2 separate regions of the Homo sapiens genome follow, and region 2 is linked to region 1. Evidence: chromatin contacts called from ENCODE Hi-C data. All regions are on one chromosome and are shown on one strand. The core of a region is the stretch at or near the end of the contact, and the rest is flanking DNA. Distances in the headings are between cores, read along the strand shown. Region 1 has its middle 160 kb from the start of ZNF621. Region 2 overlaps LOC105377043 (a long non-coding RNA gene).

Region 1 (6,307 bases), core at 3,760-6,259:
TTCACTGTGGCCTTTGCAAATACCTATTTATATTCTCTCTGAATGCTTTGGAATCTTCACTTTATCCTTGAGACTCTGACATTTTACAATAACACCCTGTATAATGAATCTTTTTTCAATTATCATGGTAGGCTGTTGGTGGACCTTTCATTTGTTTGCTTATTTTTCAGTTCTGGTTATTTCTTTAATTATTTCTTTGACGATTTCTATTTTCTGTTTTCTCTTTCTGTAACTCCTTATTCAAATGTTGGACCTTCTAGTAAGATTCTTTAATATTCTTTTCTCTTTTCTACCTTTGTTTTTGTGTTCTGCCTTCAGAGAGATTTTTAAATGCATATTGCTTAATTCCTCCAAAGTATGTCTGTTTCCTCTAAGCACCTACTTTCTGTTGGTTTTGTTCTTTCTCATGTTGTGGGATTTTGTCAACATTTCTTGATCCTTGGGGGATGAGTATATAACTAAGAGTAAGACACCCAAGGGATGAAGGAACTGATTGAATGTTTAGGTAAACTGTTGGTGCTTGTTGTGAATAGTATAAGATAGTGGCTTTATTGTAAGATAGCGAGGAACCCTGAAATGTCAGTATCCAGTGATCTTTTCCTTTGAGGCATTCAGTTTCTCAAAAACAGTATTCACCTCTTGCCTGGGGTTTATAAATGAATAATTAGGGAAGGGTGTGTATGTGTGCCGGGGGAGGGAGACTGGAAATAGAAAATAGTTTTCAGAATATAGGTTTTTGTTTTTTTTTTTTCAACTTATCCACCTGTTTGTAGCCATGTGTCACATTTCTGGGCCTCCTCCCTTCTTGAGATCTTGAACTCTGAAACCCTTGACTTTAATTCATTCAAAGACCAAACTCCCTTCTCCTTGGATGGGATAGAGGACCAGAAGCATAACTTTATTGTTTACAGATTTTCCTCTGCAGATACCTTCTCTGGTAGCTTCGTTTGGACTCCCAACTCAATGACCAGTCCTGTAATGACTTCATTTTCTTAAATAATTTGTTGATATTCTGCTGATATCTCTCTTTCCTTTATGAGTCTGTATATTTAAAAATCTTTTACAAAGGAGTAACAGAAAGAACAGGAGATGCACACATGTGATAAAGACTTTGGATTAAATTGGAGGTCCCACCAGAAGAGTGATCTTTGTGGATGACACCAAACAGATAAGTGGCATAATCATATTTTCATTTTAGAATGTTAGATTTGTAGACCCTTAGGTAGACAGGAAACTCTCAGTCACCTCTCTACTAACTGCTTTCTGATTTGCAAAAATTTGTTGAAATGTGTGTCTCTTTTAGTGGCTCTGTGCAGCTTTTAAAATAAAGTCCAAGCTTCTTTAATCATCAGCCCCTGTCTACGCCTCTTCCCTTGCAGTAGTCTGTGCCCTTCTTTTGCTTACCGTGGTGTTCATTGGATGCCTCTCTTGCTTAACAAAATGTATTATTGGTTCTCCTCTATTGTCTCCTTACTTTTTTGTGAGCTTCATAAGGACTGAAATTAGCTTCTGTTTGACTTTTGATCCCTGGGTTAGTACCTGATATATTAAAGGAGTTCAATAATGTTTGTTGAATAAATGATAACAAAGCTACTATAACCTTCCTTCTTAAGCTGGTCACCACAGATGCAGGCCTTGAGATGAAGATTGGTATGCAGGTGGTTTGTTAAGAAACTGCTTCCAGTAGAACTAGTGTGGGAATGGGAAAGAAAGACAGGGAAGGGAGGGAAGTTAGTAAGGGGTGGAATGTTAGGCAAAGACAGCAGCTACAGCCTAATCCTATAGGGGAACTCTGAAGTGTAAATTATCTCTCAGAGTTTGTCCAAACTTGAGGCAAAGGAGCTAAGTTTATGTAGTCCAGCACTGTCGGTCACTGGCTAAGGTCTGATCTGGGATTGAGTAACCAACCACCTTAGTTGGTCCAGGACTATCCTGGCTTTAGGACTGAAAGTCCCATGGCCCAGGAAACCCCTCAGTCTGGGGAAAGCCTGGACATGTTGTAACTGAAATACTTGCAGCTATCTGCTTGTGGGAAAAATGGTATCAAGAGCCCAAGGAAAGTCCTTGGAAGAGAGAAACAGCTGCAGTCATTAGATGCTGTGTTAGGAAGAATAATGGCTCTGAAACCTGTCCACATCTAATCCCGGGAACCTGTGCATTATCTTAATGGATAGCTTGAGTCCAGGAGTTCAAGACCAGCCTGGGCAACATGGTGAAATACCATATCTACGAAAAGTACAAAAAATTAGCTGGGTGTGGTGATGCACACTTATAGTCCCAGCTACCTCAGAGGCTGAGGTGGGAGGATCACCTGAGCTGGGGAGGTTGAGGCTGCAGTGAGCTGTGATCATGCCACTGCACTACAGCCTGGGTGACAGAATGGAACCCTGTCCCCAAAAAAAAAAAAAAAAAAAAAGACCTTGCAGATGTGATTAAACTAAGAATCTTGAGATAGAGAGATCATCCTGGGTTATCCAGGTGGGTTCAATGCAATCACAAAGTCATTATATGAGAAAGAGGGAGGTGGATGAGTCAGAGAAGATGATATGATGACAGAAGCAGAGGTCAGAGTGATTTGATTGCTGGCTTTGAAGATGGAAAGGGACTGTAGGCAGCCTCTAGAAGCTGGAAAAGACAAGGAAATGGGTTCTCTCCTAGATCCTCTAGAAGGAATGTAGCCCTGCCAACACCTTGATTTTAGCCCCATGGGACCCATTTGGGACTTCTGATTTCCAGAACTGTTAGATAATAAGTTTATGTTATTTCAAACCACAAAGAAGGTGGTGGCCGGGTGCGGTGGCTCACGCCTGTAATCCCAGCACTTTGAGAGGCCAAGGCGGGTGGATCACCTGAGGTCAGGAGTTCGAGACCAGCCTGGCCAACATGGTGAAGCCCCGTCTCTATTGAAAATACAAAAATTAGCCAGGCGTGGTTGTGGGTGCTTGTAGTCCCAGCTACTCAGGAGACTGAGGCACGAGAAGCACTTGAACCTGGGAGGCAGAGGTTGCAGTGAGCTGAGATCATGCCACTGCACTCCAGCCTGGGAGACAGAGTAAGACTCTGTCTAAAAAAAAAAGGAAAAGAAAAAGAAGGTGGCAATTTGTTACAGAAGCAATAGGACAAATACAAAGGCAAAAGCTCATTGAAGCTGGGGGAGATGAACAGAGACTCAGTAAAAGGGATCTGAGGGGGATCTGGGCAGTGTCCCAACAATACTTGTTCCCTCCAAATCAGAAAACTCCATCAGAGAGACAAAGCTTTCAATATTGACTACTGATTTAAAGTTTTGACTCTCTGATGGAGTTTTCTGATTTGGAAGATCAGAAGTTGACCATCAGACTAGGGAACTATAGCATAGAGATTAAGCCATGGGATCCGGAGTTTGATGCCCATTGAGTAAGTCTTGACTTTCGGCATTTTTAAACTCTGTGAACTTGGCATGTTACCAAAGCCTCTCTGAACCTTAGTGCTTCATTTGTAAAACTGAGATAATAACAAAACTCAAAAGGTATTCTAAGGATTAAATGAATATGCTTGTAAAGTTCCTGGCATACAGTAAAATCTCAATGCAGATATTACTGGTAGCACAGTGGGATCCCGTCTCTATTTAAATGTTACATTCTAAAGACAGTATAAGGTAAAAATCAAGATTGGTGACTATCAGGGATTAAAATCATTTAACTTGCTCAGAAGGTACAGTATGCAGGGTTTAGTGTTCACAACCTTGTAAATATGTACATATGAGGGTTTACTCCTCACCACCATAGAAACTTCATAATACTGAGTCCAAGTGCAAAACAATGTTACAGTATTTTCAATTACCCAGAAGAGGGAGGGAGTTGTTGAACTGTGCAATGGTTTACTCTTTAGCATTTGTTTCAGTCCATGGTTTATTTAAAGGGTGACTTTCACCTTCATTTGAATTTGCTCTTTTTCTGGGATCTTTGTTAAGCCCAGCAAAGTCACCCATTGTACCTGTGCCTGCCTTCTCTTCCCAAGGTTACCTGGGGGTATTTTCCCAGCCTTTTGATATGCTAAGCAGTCATAATTGGAGAGAGTTTAATAAACAACCATTAAGCTGCTCTTAGAAGTGTTCAAATTGGTCTAACTAGCAACTATCTAATAATTAATGAAGACCAGCTGTAACTGTAAAGCCATTTAGTGACCCAGATCAGTTTCTGCCAGATCCAGAAACAGCCCTACAAACCCCCTTCTGTTATCAAGATGGCAACTATTAAGGTGGGCTATTACCTGGGGTCTTTTATTCATTTCCATTAGACAGCAGGGGCTGAAACTCAAGTCAGCTGATGTGAAATCTTTTAAACAGCTCTTCAAGGAGGTCAAAGCCATTGATTATATTAGGGGGTAGGACTCATCTAGAGGTCGGGTATCTGTGGTCAGTTCTGTCCTCCCCATCTCCCCGACCCAGGTCACACAACACAGAGCTGTTGGACATCCTAGCAGGGCTTTCCTCTATATTTCAAGTATGCTGCTGGTTTGAGCTGACTCTTTTAAAACTTGGAGCTTTTCCCCCCTGGGTGAAATGGTGAGAGAGAAGGGGAGGAAGCCAGGGGGGAGGAGAAGGAAGTCCTTGGCTGAGCTGCCTGGTGCTTGGTGAGGAAGGGAGTGGGTGTGGGCGAGCTTGCTTCACTCTGAGGCCCTGCCAGCTCCTGGAAACGCTGCTGCTCTTTCTGAAAACCCTCCCTGAGGACAACCAGTTAAAACAACAAAAAACATCAATCAAAACTTATGGGGTTATTTTAAGGCCAAAGGGAAAGTAGATGAAAAAGGAGGTGGGCAGGAGTGGGAACTCGACCCACCTCCTTCCATCCCCGCTCCCAGAGCCTCAGTTCATAGCTCTTTACTCCCTCCCCATGCCTCCCCATTCCCATCTGCATCGACTGTGCTGGAACCTGGCTCACCCCCCTTGTTCTCCAGATGAACTGCCCTGTCTCTGCCTTGCCTTAGGCGGGGCCTTTGGGGATTGAGCTGTGTTTCTCTTCACTGTGTGTTGAACTTGGCAGGTGCAGGCGCATCTCATTCCAAGTCAAACTACCACCTTTCAGAAAGGAGGGCTGGGCCTGGAATCCATGGCTTGGGAAGGGCCCTGTGTACAACCACTGACCGTTGGAAGTGAATATTGTCCTTCTCCACCACCCGTGCCAGGCCTGCCACTGGTCATGACTGGGAAGGGAAGAAACAGGCATTTGGGGCTGAAGGTCACCCTCCCGCTGACCTATCAGAGGAACCTGGAGGTTCTGTGGGCAGTAAGAGTGGGGTCAGCTTCCCGGCCAGAAGTTCAAGTAGCCCCAGCGAGTCATCTGTTGCTTTAGACAAATAAGTGGTTGTTGGCCATGCTGATGCCACTTTGGCACATACCTGAGTGTGCAGAGCCAGTTTAAGAATGAGGTCTTGTTTCCCAAGAACCAACCCTCCTGCCGGAAATGTCTGGAAAGACAATGAGTGCATTCAGGAAGTTTTTTTCCCCTTTTCCCATGGTTCCCTGCAGCTGTCATGGGAACTGTTGCTCCCATGCAGAGAAGCTGCTCACCAAGGACTGGAGAGGCCAGCCTGCAGATCAGAGAAGCAGAGAGACTTCCAGACAGTTTCTCATTTGAAAATTGTTTCCAGAGGGTGAGGTCTCTTGTCCACTCCACCAGTGTCAATGACTCTCTGATAGGTCAGAGTAGAGGTCTAGATGTCAGCCCCACCACCTGCTGTCTGTGTGACTCAGGGAAAGGACCTAGCCTCTCTCTGCCACAGTTTCCTCACCTATGAAATGGGAATATTGCCCCCACATAAGTGTGAAGGTCAGAGGTAGTAACTGTTGGAAAGTGTTTACTTGGCTGATATTTTAATCATCCCTTGTTCCAATGTCACAGAATTTTCACATTCTCTCTTCAGCTTCATAATAGTCTCATGAGGTAGGAAGGGGAAGGGTGTGTAAAAGTAATTACATTTTGTTTTAAAGTTTGAAGGGCTTTGCCAATGGAAATGATGATATTGGCAGCTCACATCTGGCACAGAGAAAATGACCCCAGCAGTTTTTGTGCCCATGTTGGGTATGTTTTCTATTTTTCTGGTAATCTTACTATGAAACAAAAAACTCCAGTATAGGTAGATAAGGTTGTGCATTTTTCAAGACCCTCCAGGGCTACCAAGGATGAGTGACCTGGTATAGGGCAAAGAAGTCCTCTCTACCAGTGCTATCCAGTAGACAGATGATGTAAGACACTATAAAAGATAATATGAAAACACTATAAAGACAATATAATTAAAATAATGTAATTTTAGTTTTAAATTTTCT
Region 2 (6,077 bases), core at 3,200-5,699, 89 kb after region 1:
TGTCAATGAAAGATTATTAAAACTCGGTGATGGGATCATGAGGGTTCCTTATATTATTCTGTAACTTTTGTGTATGTTTGAAAATTTCCGTAATATGAAGTTAAAAAAATTGTTAAATGCCTACCATGAGTCAGGCAATAGTGTAGGGAATGGGAAATAGGGTGAATAGGATAGAGGCAGGGATGAGAGGGACAGACAATGGAGATGGAGGGATGGTGACAGAGGCAGACAAAAATCCAAAGAGATAAAGGAGAAAGGGAGGGAGGGGGTGGGGAGGATAAAGGCGTGAGTGCTGTGCTCACCCCCATGTACAGAAAAGAGGCTTCATCCCAATGATATTAGGGTAGTGACAAATATTTCAGCATTCCAGGAACCCCAGGGTTAAAAATGAGACTTCAGCAGAAATCACTCCACTCACCACCAGCCATGACAGGAGTTCAGGTCCTGTCAAAGCCTCCCATATTGTATTTATTGGAGTCTTTTGGGAGCTTGAGCCCAAGTCCATTCAGCTGCCACACAGCATTCCCCCAGGCTCCTTTGTCTCTTTCTCTGGCTTATGGTCCAGGCTGGGCCTCTGCAGGGCACTGCTGTTCTTTCCTCTTACTGGTCACTGGGGTTTCTCCTGGTCACCACTCCCACTTCCAGTGGGTCCTTCTCTGCATAGTGGGCACCTTCATCCTTCCCTCCTGCTGGGCACCGCAGCCTGTCCTGTGCACTGCCATGCTTTCTGGGCATGGCCACCTCTTCCAGGTTTTGCTTTTGCCCTACACTGATAGCTGCCACCCTAGCCAGAGAAAGTGCTAGAGCCTTCCATATGACAAAATGCATAATGGCCTGTGGCAACATGGAGAAGATGAAGGCACCTCTCCACTCTGCCTCACACAGAGGCCAAGGACAGCCAGAGCTGGGCTGCTCGTGCTCCAATGCCTCACCACTCTTCATTCAACAGCCCTTTCCATTTTCCCTCGTAGCACTCTTTCTTCCAGCGATCACATGAATCCATGGGGCTGGGTGGGGCCAGACCCAGGGCCAGCCACTACACTGAACTCTGCATCACTCTGCTTCTAATAATCACTCCACATCACACTGCTTCTAATAATCAAGGCCAAGCATGACCCACCCTGCAGATGGAGTAGTAGTCAGGGTTCTCTAGAGAACTAGGACCAATAGACTATATCTAGATATACAGAAAAAGATGTATTAGGAAGATTGTCTCATGCCATTATGAAGGCTGAGGAGTTCCACAATCTGCTTATTGCAAACTAGAAGCCCAGGTCACGTAGGTCCAGTCCAAACTTAAAGGCCTGAGAACCAGGAGAGCCAGTGGCATAGGTCCCAGTCTGAGTGAGAAGGCTCAAAAACTAGGGGCACTGATGTCTGAGGGAAGGAGAAGATGGAAGTCTCAGCCTAAGCAAAGAGCAAATTCAGACTTCCTCTGCCTTTCTGTCCCAGCAGGGCCCTCAATGGATTGGATGATGGCACATTGGTGAGGGGAATCTTCTTTACTCCGTGTACTGATAAAAATGCTCATTTATTCCTGAAACACTCTCACAGGCAAACCCCAAAGTGATGTTCTACCAGCTATCTGGGCATTCCTTAACCAAGTCAGATTGAGATAAAATGAGCCATCACAGATGGCTTTCCTCCCTTGAGGTTCTGTGGTCTTCAGAAGGTCTGCCCCACTACTTCCCGTCCCAAAATGTCTCCAGACATGCAGAGACCACGCTTGGCAGAAAGCAGATCCCTCCTACACACAGTTTTCATGAAGGAGAACTCCGAGAGGGAACACTGCAATTCCTTATGCCCTGTGCTATCATATTGCAGAGCCATGGCTCCTGCCTATCTCCATCCTTTCCCTAGAAGTCTTCCTGTGTATTTAAATTCAAAGAGGCACTCTGAGCCTGCTGGACTTACTCCTCCAGACTTACTCCTCCAAGAATTAAGGGGGAAATACGTGTTTTCCAACAAAGGCAGAAACTTCCAGTGATGAAGAAATGATTCCTCAAACCATACTCTGAGAGCATGGATGTGTGCAAAGGGTGTTATCATGCAAAGGGAGGTATTTCAGCTTAAGAAGCAGATGCTGCCCCTTCCTTTGTATGTAAGGAGGAAAGGACACTGGCATTGACTGAGGTAATGTCTATAAAGCACCTGGTATTGTCCTCTTCACTTACAGGGTCTCTGTAAATAAGCGCCCCTTTCTCAAGTCCTATCCTTTCCTCCCCCCACCACCAGGAAGATCTCTTTTCTGTAAAGCAGGCAGTTGTCACACTTCTTCCAGGGGGAATTTGCATTCTAAACCTTCTCTCTGCATTTGCAGGGTGATTAAAGAAGGGGCAGGAAGATGGAAACCAACTAAAGGCTGATAGATACCTTAAGAAAGCAAAAGAGAGCATAAAAGAAAAACTTATCTTTGGCTTAGATTTTGCAACTGTTTATTGCACATCTTCTATGTACTAAGCATTATGCTAGCTTTCACGTTCTATGAGATGAATATTATTTTAATAATAGTAATTATTATTATAGCAGCTAGCATTTATTGAGCATTTACTATTTGCCAACTGTTGTGCAATGTGCTTTACACACACTATTTAATTTTCATATAATCTGAAAAGGTATATACTTTTGTTAGGCCCATCTTGCCAATGAGAAAATGAGGCTTGGGGAGAACTATGAGTCCCAAATCCCACCTGTGTCAGTGCCTTATTGCTTTGGTTCTTTAGACCAGAGGGTTTGCTATTGTGGCTCAAAGGCTCTGGATGTTGTGGCAGTGTAACTCTGAGAAACCTGTTATGAGGCTCTGATGTTATTTGTATTTTTGAAGGCACTGACTAGCTCTGAATCAGAAAGGAAATAGGCAACAAAAAGGATTTCCCTGTTGTAGACAGAGCACGTCAGCTGTATTTGAAACACCGAGACACCCTGAGAGGAGGAACCACCTTTGCCTCATCCCCCTCATTGCTTGAGCTCCCTGAGATCCCATGGCCCTCTTCAGGCCAGACGGTTTTTGACAATCCCAAATAGGGCTTTATGTCACTCAGTGGGTCAGCGTAAGACTGTCACTATCCTTAGCGTCAGGCAAAGAGCTAGAAGGTAGGAGGTGATTTCCTCCCATGTCAATTCTCTTATCCAAGCTTTGAAAGGTGAAGTTTATATTTTACTCTATCCCGAATTCAGACACTGACAACCAGATCTCTCCACCATTGAAGATATTTCCCAAATGCATGGATGTGACTTCTATCTCAGCAATCCCTTCAAGACCTAGAAGTCCACAAGTCCTCTATAGGCCCTCCCATCCTATCTCCTTGTTGTTTCTGCCCATTCAACCAGGGAGAGGTACAGGGTATCATTAAAGACTCTTAGGCCTGGCTGCTTGAGGTGTGGTCCATAGATCGGTGGAGTCAGCACTCCTTGTTAGGCCTCCAGAATCTCAGGCTGAATCAGAACTTATGTTTTTAACAAGATCCCAGGTGGTTCACATATATATTAGAGTTTGAGAAGGACTGCTAAGCCAGTGGTTCTCAAACTTGGCTGCATGCTGGAACCATCTGGGGAGTTTTTTAAAAATACCAGTGCCTGGTCCTACCCCCTGGAGATTCTTATTTTCTTGGTTTGGAGGTTGCTTGGGTAAAGAAGTATTGAAAGGTCCCCAGTGATCCTGGTGTGCCGCTGGGGTTGAGAACCACTGGCTTAGAGAATTGGATAACACCTACTTTAGCTACACTGATGAAATCTAGACGAGCGACCCCCTTGCGGGCGTCCTATCACTTAGAGTGCCGAGGGTGACTACCCTCCAGGACTCTGATTCCAGAGTCAGCCCTGCCTCCTCTCTCCCTGGCAAGGAGGAGCAGGGACCTCTCTATTCTGCAACAAAGGGGGCTTCTTTGGCTTGTTTCATGGGAAGATGGGAGGTGAGGGAGCAGTAGTTTCCAGCTGAAGTGCTTTCATCGCCCTGTGGCCAGGTAACCACAGTCTCTGTCGAAAAAGAAGGCATTACTGGCCAGTGCATCTGAAGGTCAAAAGTACTTGAACATCTTTCCTGAAGGACGGAAAAGCAGTGAAAGGAGTCAGACTTGGCTGCTGCCTGGCCTTGCTTTTATGGGAAAAACAGAAGTTATGGGATGGGAGGAGCGTGAAGAGTGGGTGTTGCCGGCCCTCCTGGCATCACAGCTTGTGAACCATAGCAGTGATGGGCAGTCGCTGTCTTCACTGGCCCTGCCAGGTCCGGAGATCCCTGCAGGGGCACTAAGAATTCACCCACTGCAGAGGCCCCACCTCGAGGCAGTTTCCTGTGTGCAGTTATTTTGGGAACAGGAACTGGATGTTTGGGAGGAAGAAGGGTAGCCAAGGGCCTGGAGGCAGGCGGTGGAGAGGTGAGGCCCAGCAGCTCAGCAACACTGAAAGGGCCCCAATGTCCAGACACCCAGGCAGCTTCCACTTGCCTCCACTCCCAGCACAAAGGCGCAGTCACGTGGCCGCTGGGGCTGCGACTTGAAAGAGCTCCCATTGTCCACGCTGCCTCAGGTTTCAGGGAACCAGACGCTGGGAGGACGGACTTTTTTTTCTTTTTTCTTTTCTTTTTTTTTTTTTAAAGTAACGGGGGCGAAGGCCAACAGCATTTTCGACTCCGGAAGTGGGGTCTACACATGCACACACGCCAAACAGACTTCTCCAAGTTTGTTTTTCTAACACATTGGAAACCACACAGTTCAGGAGAAAATTCATCTCACATGCTGTAGCCTGCTTTCCCGGAACGTGTCCAGAGACTGCTGTGTCAACACTGCCAAACTCAGCAAGCCACTCTCCCAACGGAATGGTGTGATTTGCCAAGGAAAAAACTGAACCCAGAGCCTGGGAGGAGGGAGCCGGGGGCCGGCGGCTAGAGGGGATTGCGCATAGTTCAAAGGGAGGGTGGGCTTCCAATTGGACAAGGCACTTCCCCGATTACACAGCTGTCACTGACCCCTCCAAAGGCCACCGCTGCATCCCCTTGGGCTCCCTGTTCCCAGACAGGGCTGCATTTGTGTGCTCAGCTGCTGACTGTCCTACTCTTAAAGCACTCAGGGTGGGAGTGTGCGGAGGGAGGAATGAGGATGTTTCTCAGCCTTTCTAAGTTCTGCCCCGAGGCAGCTTGGCGGAAGAGGAAAGGGCTTTGGCATCACCGTGACCGGATATTAATGTAGCTCATAGGTCCTAGCTGCATTTGCCTAAAACAAGGATGAGCTCTTCCTCTTTGCAGAGATATTACAAATAGAAAAGATGCTAAGGATGGCGAAGGTGTTTACTACAGGGCAGGGACATAATAGGCGCCCACTGAATATCCGTTTCCTCCCACCGGTTTGTCCCTGGAGGTTGAGTGTGTGGTTCTATCTCTCTTGCTTGGTTTTTAGGAGATAGAGGACAGCTCACCCATAAAGGGAATGTCTTGGATATGGAATTTCACAGTTAAAGCAGCCCCCAGACACCAAGTACAGCGACGAAACTCCTTTTCTTTCTCCCCATGGAATATAAGCCCCAGTTCTACTGGGTGGCAAGAAACATCATCCAGTTTATGTAATGACTCCAGTCATTAATAGGGTTAACTTAGGATCTGCAATTTGCAATTTGGTCACAGTCTAGCCCAAAATGACTGTGGGATTTCTTGCCTCTCCCCGTGCTTTTGTCCTAACTTAGTCTCTGAGGAGCAGGTGGTGAATGGAGGTCTTCGTGACTGGATGTGTGGGAGGGAGCAGCCACCTTGACCTCTTCTACTTTGGGTGCCTGCATGCAGCGTGGTAACCAGCTTCTCCATGCAGGTGGACTGGACGTGGGCAGCCTGCTGAGGAGTGTTGCTCATGTAATTCACACTCTGGGTGTGGCAAGTGGGTGGTCTGGTTTCCAAAAAGTTCCCTTAGAATCAAATCAGTCATGCTTCCTTTCCTCTACCCATCCCAACCAGCATATAAGCTGCACCCTTTTTTGGTGTTTGTCTCCCTGAATTACCTCACTCATCTGGCAACTTTCAAGAGCATGCTGACTCTTTCTGCTGGCTATGTGGGACCTGCAGAGTCTCCTCCACACCACTTGGGGGCTGAAGA

Evidence for each region. Hi-C counts contacts between places; a loop is a spot of excess contacts on that map. Pooled maps may share reads with other maps.
Region 2: a loop to region 1 is called in a map of ascending aorta, with 2.4 times the contacts of the local background. The contact joins two enhancer-like sites. A Hi-C loop is called at or near these places in 5 of 168 maps with a recorded cell type or tissue (Right ventricle myocardium inferior, ascending aorta, cardiac septum and 1 more) and 9 of 50 pooled maps.

What each region holds. Positions count from the first base shown.
Region 1 is chr3:40,686,267-40,692,573 of GRCh38, forward strand. No RefSeq gene overlaps it. Among named protein-coding and RNA genes, the nearest start is that of ZNF621, 160 kb to the left of the region's middle. Within about 2 kb of position 5,010, at least 16 of the 41 ENCODE cell types and tissues checked have a DNase peak (open chromatin) inside an H3K27ac peak, as active enhancers do; they include ascending aorta and heart right ventricle, where a contact is called at or near this core.
Region 2 is chr3:40,776,247-40,782,323 of GRCh38, forward strand. The region is part of intron 2 of LOC105377043 (a long non-coding RNA gene); the gene reads left to right. Among named protein-coding and RNA genes, the nearest start is that of ZNF621, 250 kb to the left of the region's middle. Within about 2 kb of position 4,450, at least 23 of the 41 ENCODE cell types and tissues checked have a DNase peak (open chromatin) inside an H3K27ac peak, as active enhancers do; they include ascending aorta and heart right ventricle, where a contact is called at or near this core.